Regions from separate parts of the Homo sapiens genome. Here region 1 is linked to region 2. Evidence: read pairs that join two places in POLR2A ChIA-PET (ENCODE). Cell type or tissue: OCI-LY7. All regions are shown on one strand. Each heading gives the region's core, and the rest is flanking DNA. Links, peaks and the distances in the headings are about the cores only. Region 1 holds the start of LOC124906316 (a long non-coding RNA gene). Region 2 has its middle 8.1 kb from the start of LINC01991.

Region 1 (4,397 bases), core at 162-4,161, 660 kb before region 2:
ATGTAACCATAATCCTAGTTAAGCATCATCCTTTACCTGTAAATGCTACTGTCAGAGCATGACATACTGGAAACTTAAAGCTATTTTAAATGTAGGGCTTTGAGAAATAAAAAAACTAATTAGCTTCTCACTATCAATATTTTTTTGCATTTGAAATTTCCTTTGTTGAGTTTACTTAAAATATGGAATATCCTTTGTGAAAATGGAACATTCCTGCTATTAAACTGAAAATGACAATGACGATAGCACTTTGACAAGATAACACAGTGATAAAAACATTTTGTAGCAAACACTTCATATGCCAGAATTAGAATCAAGCAAACACTCTTTTCCCTTCCTGAAGCATTACAGAAAAGAGGAAAAACCTTTTTAGAGAGGAAGAAAAAATATTTTTTGACATGTGCATCTTAGCTTGGTTACAAGAGCTAAGAAACCAATACAACCTAGCAACATGCTGGCCCAAACTGGCCAACAATAAAATAGAAAGGGGAAAAAATAAACCTCCAGTGCCAGATCCATCTCAAGTGGAAATTTTCTTGGTGCTTGAGCACCAGAGTCATCATTAAACTCTGGAGAAATTCCCCAGCCTCAGGAACACTGGAAACAAATACCCAAATGAGGGTACTATTTATTTAAAATAAGGGTACCATACTCAAAGTGATTCAAGAAGTATGAAGGCTAGATAGAGCAAATGAAGGAATGAATGAAGGAGAGACAAACAGGACAGAAGACAGAGATCTTACTGCAGTGGGCCAGAGATGATATCTGGGTGTCTGGATACGACGTGAGTGCAGCAGTACACATGAACAGCTCATGGTTCCCCACCAATCCTCCTTGATGAGTATTCATTGTCTGAAATGGAAACCTCATAAGCCAGTTATGAGCACTAAGCAGGATCTAACTTCCCATCCTGATTTGGCATTATGTAAACCTCTGTGAGCTCAATGGATTCCCAGGGGCCTAAGGTCTTCATCTATGGAGTGGGAGTAAGGCATGATCCTTTAGGAGCCTTTGCTAGTGGTGAAAAGAATTCACCATCCCTATGTAGCCCATAAAGATTGTAGAATCACATGATGGCTCGTTTTTTCTAAGTAATACTTAGTGAAAGTTTAATCTAAAGTCAACTACATCATGTGCTCAAGTCAACTAAAGTACTACTATAATGCAGAGCACCAACATATTAATGGAATATGAGGAAGGTTCCATTAAAATTTTCCTATTTATGTAGTGTTCTATTGTCCAAAAAGTACTTTTTCATTGAGTCTCATGTTTGAACCTCACAACAAGCAGAGTGAAAAAGGTCTAATGATTATTCCAGATTTACAAATGAGAACATTGAGGCTTAGTAAGACCAAACGATGTAACTGAAGACCCATCTTTGACCACAGGCCTTATGTGCTGACCATATCCCACAGCTTTTTTCATCCAGTCTTCCCTCACCTTTAATTATGAAAGAGGAACACTTTTTGAGAAAAATATGCTAAAGTAGCCACGATAGAGCAGAGAAGGATCAGGTCAGGACAGCTGTGATACATTACAGAAATGACCGGCAGTGACTCTTCTTCAAAGAACGTGTTTGAGGTAAGCTCAGGTGCTCAGATGCTCTCTCTTAAATCCATGCAGACAGGGTGGAGGTGATGCTTGTTCTGAGGTCCCCATAATAGCCAGGACTAATGTGAATGCACTCTCTGTCTCACATCCACACCTCCTTTATTGTCTCTTGAAAGTACACAAAGGGGACCATAGGGAATGGCAGGGAAAGCTTTCTTAACCTTGGAAAGGCATTAGTACCAGCTGTGTCCTGAGGTATAAACACGCTAAGTCAAACAAAACCCAAGAGAGGGCAGGAGAAAAGGAACAAGTGAATCAAGTCTTCTGTTTACAGTCCTTGCAGGCAAATATTTTTTTTTTTCAACTAATGAAAGATCCATTCATGAAGCCCTATCTCCCAATTAAGCGGGCACTTTCCATCAGGCACCGCAGCAGACGCTCTTTACCGGATCAAGCCAGGCCCCCGGATACAGTGAGCCCTGTGTGAGGACCACAGCTGGCATCCCAAAGTCAGCAGAGTCCTGCACAGGGTGGGCCCAGGTCAGAGCTGGATGGTGGGAAATGCAGTGTGTTCACCTCCACCCTCTTCTGCAAGTGAGCTTACACAGGGAAATCCAGAGTAGAAGTGAACAGTTCAAAACAGGGGTTCCAACTGTTAAGAAGAAGGGTGAGTGGATGAAAAGAAGTAAATATTAGTTGAATACCTATTATGGGCCAAGAACTAGGCCAGACACTGGCATGTTATCTAGCTCAATTAACAGCAACACTCTGCTTGGCACATATTCACAGTAAGGCTCAGGCAGGGGAAGCAACCTAGCTAGACACAAATGTCCAGGAAGTGGCAATGAGATGTGTATTGAGGTTGCAATGATTCCAGAGACTGTATTTGTTTGTTCCTTTTATAGCTTCCTGATGATTTGTTCGGTTTATGCATCTAAGCTTCAGCACCATGTGATAGAAAGGGAACTTGTGTTTTGTTCCTAGCTGAGAAACTTTTTGGCTTTCTGCCAAATGTGGGGCATCAGTTGAGGTGATTTCTAAGGAACATTTAAGATCTGGTAATGTTCTAATTCTGTGGCATATAGGAGCTTTTTGTACTTAAATGTAGCAAGATATCAGTGGTTTTGAGGTTGTGCCCCACAAAATACCAATTTGCTTTGGGTAATTCTGTATGCACATCCTTGCCTTTATAGGCAACCTGACTCCTACGGGCCTCAGTTGCATCATTAGTAAAACAGATAACAAAAACTCTGCCTACAATCATTCAAAAATATGCAGGGAGAACCAACTGAGTTTATAGTACTTTGTATGCAAAGAATTATTTTACAGATAAAATCAGCATCATTGTTCTTCCAGGGGCTAGCTTATAGGGTTCCTGATCATTCACTGGTAGCCAGGACTGCCTCCGTAAACAGAACTTTGGGTATGGTTCTGTTTACCATATTATGCTCCAGGTGACCAGCTGAGGTTCTGGCTGACCATCCTTGGTCACTCCCTGACTAAGGAATAAATCCTGAAGGAAAAAGAAGAAAACACTGATACTTTTACCCTAGGGTGAATGAATGAAGCTATGAAAGTATCTGTCCCTAGCAGGCTGAAACACAATATCCATAATATCATTTCTTCCTAACAACAACCCTGATAAAAAGAAAAAATATTTTCTTCATTTTACAGGTAAGGACATATAACAATGTCAAAATCGGAAGAAATCTTAGACATGATTTCATTTATTTCTCTGTTTAGATTTAGGAAAACTGAAAGCCAAGTCTTGGAATATGTAGGCAAAGCTTTAAAATATAAAGAAAATATAAAGATAAGGTCAGAATTCTACTTTTACCTAATGATTATAAACATTTTTTTTCCTGAAAATTTTGCTTAGATTCAGATCCATTTGTCTGATATAAATTATTTAAGGAATTTATTTTCTGTTTTTTTTTTTGAACTTATATTTGTCAATCAGGGCATGACAAACTTTGCAATCCTCTCAGGGTAAAAGAAGTATATAAAAATTTTCTTATAAATGCACTATCCCTTTAAAAATATTTTCCTATGAACAAGAAAAGAAGGGCTCAGTAGGTTTATCTGAAGCTACTCTGGGTTACAAAGGAGGGCACTGGCAAAACTGATATTAAAGAGAAGGGATCCACGTTCCCACACTGTAGGTATTACTGCGCATTTGTCTCCTAATGAAAAGTGACCTTGTACTCCATGCACGAGACCACACCTCACATAACAACATCTGATTTTGAGCCTTATATTTCTTAACAGGGATGAGGACAGGACCCCGAATACAGATGCTTCAGATGCTTCTGAAAATCATATTTATGAAGAAGTGCTTAAGCACTGAGGATGGCCATCCAAATGGAGAGACGACTGAAGAGATTTGTGAGTATTGTCTTCAACGTATCTAAAGAAAGCATACAAACAAAGGTGCTTTTCCTCTCTCTCTCTCTCCAACCCTTCCTTATTTCTTTCCTTCCATTAAGGAAAAAAAAAAAAAGTTCTAGAACTGAGAAGTAGGACAAGGGTTTAGAAATAATGGGAAAGAGCTTTCACTTATTCAAATATAAAAGTACTTGCTTTGGAAGGTAATAAGCATCACATCACTGGAAATAGTAATTACAACGATAATAAAAATAACCAGTAACTGAGTACATACTATTTTCCAGAAGCGGCTAGGTATTCACATGTATTTCTCATTTACTCTTTACTATAATTCTATATGTAGATGCCATCGTACCATTTTGCAAACAAGAAAGTGGAAGTTTAGAGAGCTTCAATAATTCAAGGTCACACATAGTTACTAGAAAACAGAGACAAAATTTGAGTCTAGCTTTGCCTGATTT
Region 2 (4,397 bases), core at 102-4,101:
TTAACTCACTTCCTTTTTAGCCCCTACCCCGTTCCTACCACCACCACCTCCTTGCTTTAGTCACTGGAGCTGAGTCATCCTTCGAGCCTATTCCTGTCTCCCCGCACTGTGTCAGGGTGAAAGGGTTTGAGCATGAGCCACTGGGCATGGACATTCCCATCTGCTGGACAATCTCTGTGACTTCAGGAAAGAAGAGAGAAAAGGAGCTGATGTAGCCTGGGTACCTCCTGTGTGCCACGCCAATGCCAGACTCATCAACATTTATGTCTTGTCACAATTGTCTTAGGCAGTGGTGTTATCCTCAGATGGGGAACATGAGGCTCAGTGAGGTTCAGTCATTTTCCCAAGGCCACACAGACCTGAAGGATTTCAAAGTTTACACTATTTCCAATATATTACTTTGCCTCTTTACATCATCTCTGGGAAAGGATGGCATTTGATTCAACTCACAGTTTAGTACCTACTATGTGCAACACACTGTGCCAGAGGGGTTAATAGAGGGTTCCTGCTGTCAAGGAGCTCAGCATCTCATGATGGAAACCTTTGATCCTTAGATTTATTCACTCAATATTATTTGAGTACTACCTACAGGCAGAGCCCTCTTGGGGGATATGGAGATAAATAACCCAGGATCTCAGCCCTGGCACACAATAGCACTGAGCACAGGATGCTGTGGGAAAACAGAGGAAAGGATATTTAATAGTCTATGAAGAATTCAAGGAAGACATTGCAGAGCTACTTTTAGACTGACATTGAAGAGTGAGTGTTTTGATAGACAAAGAATCTGGGACAGGAAAACCAGCGCTGTAGAAACTACAAGCACACTGAAGGGAAGTACAAGAAACATCAGGTATAAATAGAGAGTGGGAGTGGCTGGCAGATGATGGGTAGTTGTTGAGCAGTTGAAAGAAGCTTTGAAAGCCCCACTCACAAGAGAGGAATTCCTGAAGTCTTGAATAGTTGCTCATTCTTCTGTTGACCCATCAGCTCTTCATTGCATGTTTCCTCTACACTAGGTGCTGGGCAAAGTGTTGAGGTACAGTGGAGGCTAAAAAGTACGAATAGGGCCAGGTGCAATGGCTCACACCTGTAATTTCAGCACTTTGGCAGGCCGAGGCAGGTGGATCACCTGAGGTTGGGAGTTTGAGACCAGCCTGACCAACATGAAGAAATCCTGCCTCTACTAAAAATACAAAAAAAAAAAATTAGCCAGGTGTGGTGGTGCATGCCTGTAATCCCAGCAACTCAGGAGGCTGAGGCAGGAGAATCGCTTGAACCCGGGAGGCGGAGGTTATGGTGAGCCAAGATCACACCATTGTACTCTGGCCTGAACAACAAAAGTAAAACTGTCTCAAAAAAAAAAAAAAAAAAAAATATATATATATATATATATATATGGATAGTCCCCAACATCAAGGTGGTCAAAGACTCATCAGACGGCCACAGTTCAATGGATGCTTGCAAACTGGGATAGTGTTGAGAAGGAAAGACAGATGGTGTGAGAGACCACAGAACAGGAGGAATTGTTTTAGGGGAGTGTTGATGATAAGAAAGGGGTTATTTGAAGAAACTGGGTTTAAGCTGAATCTGAACACTGAATAGGAGTAATTACATCAAGTGTGAGTGTGAGTGTGTGTGTGTGTGAGTGTGTGTGTGTACGCGTTTGTGTGTTGAGAGAGTGGCTGGGGTAGGGGATAGGGACAGGGAATAATACTGCTTCAGAAGGATGCTATTAACAAAGAGAAGACAATTGATATAACAAACATTCTAGTAAAATAACAGCATAGGGTGGCCGGGAAACTGGTGGCACCTTGCCGGGGTCCCTGAATTCAATTATCCAGGCCATGCCTTTGTGTTCATCCTGGGAAACAGCTGCTAAGCCCTGGTCTCAGAGCTTTCACTGACTTCCACTCCTGGATTTTGCTGTGTGACTAGGATGTTTGTTCCTCAGAGTCTTCATCTGTAGAGTGGAATAGAACACACTTACGTGACTTTCAGAATACAGAATCTAATAAAAAGTGACAAGATACAAGTTGTCTATAGACATTCATTCAACAAGTTGGAGTTGATGTTTAGAGTGAGAGAGGAGCTTTGGAGCTTTAATTACACACACACACAAACACACACACACACACACACACACACAAACACACACACACACACACACACACAGAGGCCAGGACTTAATATTGTCAGCCTCTAGTAGACAGATGTGGGTATTCATTTCCATACTCACATATCTCTAAATAAAGAGGTGGGCTCTGAAGAGCTGCAGGGCACTGACACCATCACTGTGCTCCTCGGCATGCTCCTGAAAAGAGAAAACTGTCTTCATTTTCTCTCTCTCTCTCTGTTTTTTTTTTTTTTTTTTTTTTTTTTTTTTTGAGACGGAGTCTTGCTCTGTAACTCCCGGGCTAGAGTGCAGTAGCACGATCTTGGCTCACCACAACCTCTGCCTCCCCGGTACCAGCGATTCTCCTGCCTCAGCCTCCTGAATAGCTGGGATTACAGGCACCTGCCACCATGCCTGGCTAATTTTTGTATTTTTAGTAGAGACAGGGTTTCACCATCTTGACCAGGCTGGTCTCGAACTCCTGACCTCGTGATCCATCAGCCTCAGCCTCCCTAATTGCTGGGATTACAGGCGTGAGCCACCATGCCCGGCCCATTTTTTCTTGATTTGTAGCACCCTTTTTCTTCCTGGGGCTACAAAGGGGTTTCAGTTTGGAGCCAAAGTGCATCAGACACAAGCATTAGTGTGTGAACTGAGACTAGAGTCCAGATTTCCACAGCACTGGACTGCCACTTTCTGGGAGCCAAAGCCCTGGCAGTCTTCCTGTTTGTTGTACAAGAGCCTAAGAATGCTCAGACTCTGTAACCTTCAGAGACAAATGAGAAAACATTTCCATGTTATTTGATAAGTTCCCATCCCTGAGAGCTTGACAGCCTGACAGAATGTCACTGTGCTGTAGGAACAAGTGTCCTGAAGTTGGAGCATAGCATTTTGATTTCTAGCTTTGGTTCTGCCATAGGCTGTGTGACCTTGGACGTGGTCATGTCCACAATCTGAGGCCCTGTTTCCCCATATCTAAAGCAAGGTGGGTGGTACGTGATTTTTGAGTCTTGGTAGCCTTGACATGCTATGCTCCTAGGACATGAAGCTCTCCCAGAAGGACACTGGGTGGCATTTAACCTGGCCTTGACCTACCAGTCGCCTATGTTTATTGTCTGGAAGAGCCTTCTCTCTTTCTTGCTGGTGTTCTGTCACCTAAAACCAAACTACAAACAAGTTTTCTCCACAACACTTTCAGTACCAGCATTTCATAGATAATTTCTAGATAGTTTCAAGATTTTCTGTTGAGAAAGGCCCAGTGGCTCTAAACTGATGTCAAATTATATTTGATGCATAATACAGGCAGTGTAGTGTTCAATCAGTACAGGCTAAGGGAAAGGTGATGAACAGCATGATCAAGAGTAGCTGGGGTGGAGATGGGCAGATGGATTGATTTGGTCCAAACAGCCAATCATTAGAGCTTTCTCTTTTATCTCTACTATCCAATACTCTCCTTCCAAGTTTCTAGCTAAGAACAAACTTGCCTGACAGATAAGTTTGCTTGTGAAGATTAATGTTTTTCTTTTCAAGATATTCACAATGATGTGTGCAAATGTATGTGTGCATATAGCTTATATTCAATACTTTTTTTTTTTTTTAGATGGAGTCTCACTCTGTTGCCCAGGCTGCAGTGCAGTAGCATGATCTCAGCTTACTGCAACCTCCATCCCCTGGGTTCAAGCAATTCTCCTGCCACAGCCTCCTGAGTAGCTGGGATTACAGGTGTGTGCCATCACACCTGGCTAATTATTTGATTTTTTTTAACATCACCTGATTTTGATTACATCTATGATTCCTGCAATTGGTCCAGAGCAGGGAAGGAAAGTGACAAAAACCTTAATACTTAAGAAAGCCTTTTATAGAGGGCTTTTCTGATCTCTCCTCTACTGAAGACTTTTAGAAAATAAGAAAGTAGACATCATCCTCCCAACTTAAATCAAGGCAACCCCAATTCATGTCACTTCCTTGGATGCTCATGATAACTCTGTGAGGTCGGTAGGCCTGGATGAGGAAACAGAGACTCTGAAAGTCACCCAGCTAGCAGGTTGCAGCAGTAGACTCCAACTGCTACCTTAAAAAAAAATATGTAGTTGTGTAAGTCTCAGGAGAGCATGCGCAGTATTAATAGAATTTTGTAGATGAGGAAACAAATCTCCAAAGTGTTCCCTGGTTTGTGCTTTGGCCTGGCTGTGCTGTTGATTGGACAGATTCCCATCACACTGTGGTGCTTCTTTCTGTTCCATTATGAACGTTACCACTCTGGTGAGACAGTTTTACTCACGGC

The links. Peaks named below come from ENCODE experiments on the same cell type or tissue, not always from the same donor. Only the 100,000 strongest peaks of a DNase experiment are listed, where the experiment ranks them.
Region 1: POLR2A ChIA-PET joins it to region 2 with 5 read pairs; 1 of 35 experiments calls an interaction of 5 or more read pairs at or near these places.

Annotation. Positions count from the first base shown.
Region 1 is chr3:188,644,903-188,649,299 of GRCh38, reverse strand. The region is part of intron 7 of LPP (LIM domain containing preferred translocation partner in lipoma); the gene reads right to left. It overlaps LOC124906316 (a long non-coding RNA gene), which reads left to right and starts at 2,996. Exons shown (of 5, transcript XR_007096213.1): 1 at 2,996-3,225; 2 at 3,820-3,936. In OCI-LY7, for the core only: no CTCF peak of the experiment used is centred there; a DNase peak (open chromatin) is centred at 2,549.
Region 2 is chr3:187,982,328-187,986,724 of GRCh38, reverse strand. No RefSeq gene overlaps it. Among named protein-coding and RNA genes, the nearest start is that of LINC01991, 8.1 kb to the right of the region's middle. RefSeq lists an enhancer at 1-184. In OCI-LY7, for the core only: no CTCF peak of the experiment used is centred there; no DNase peak of the experiment used is centred there; H3K4me3 peaks cover 342 bases; H3K27ac peaks cover 3,538 bases.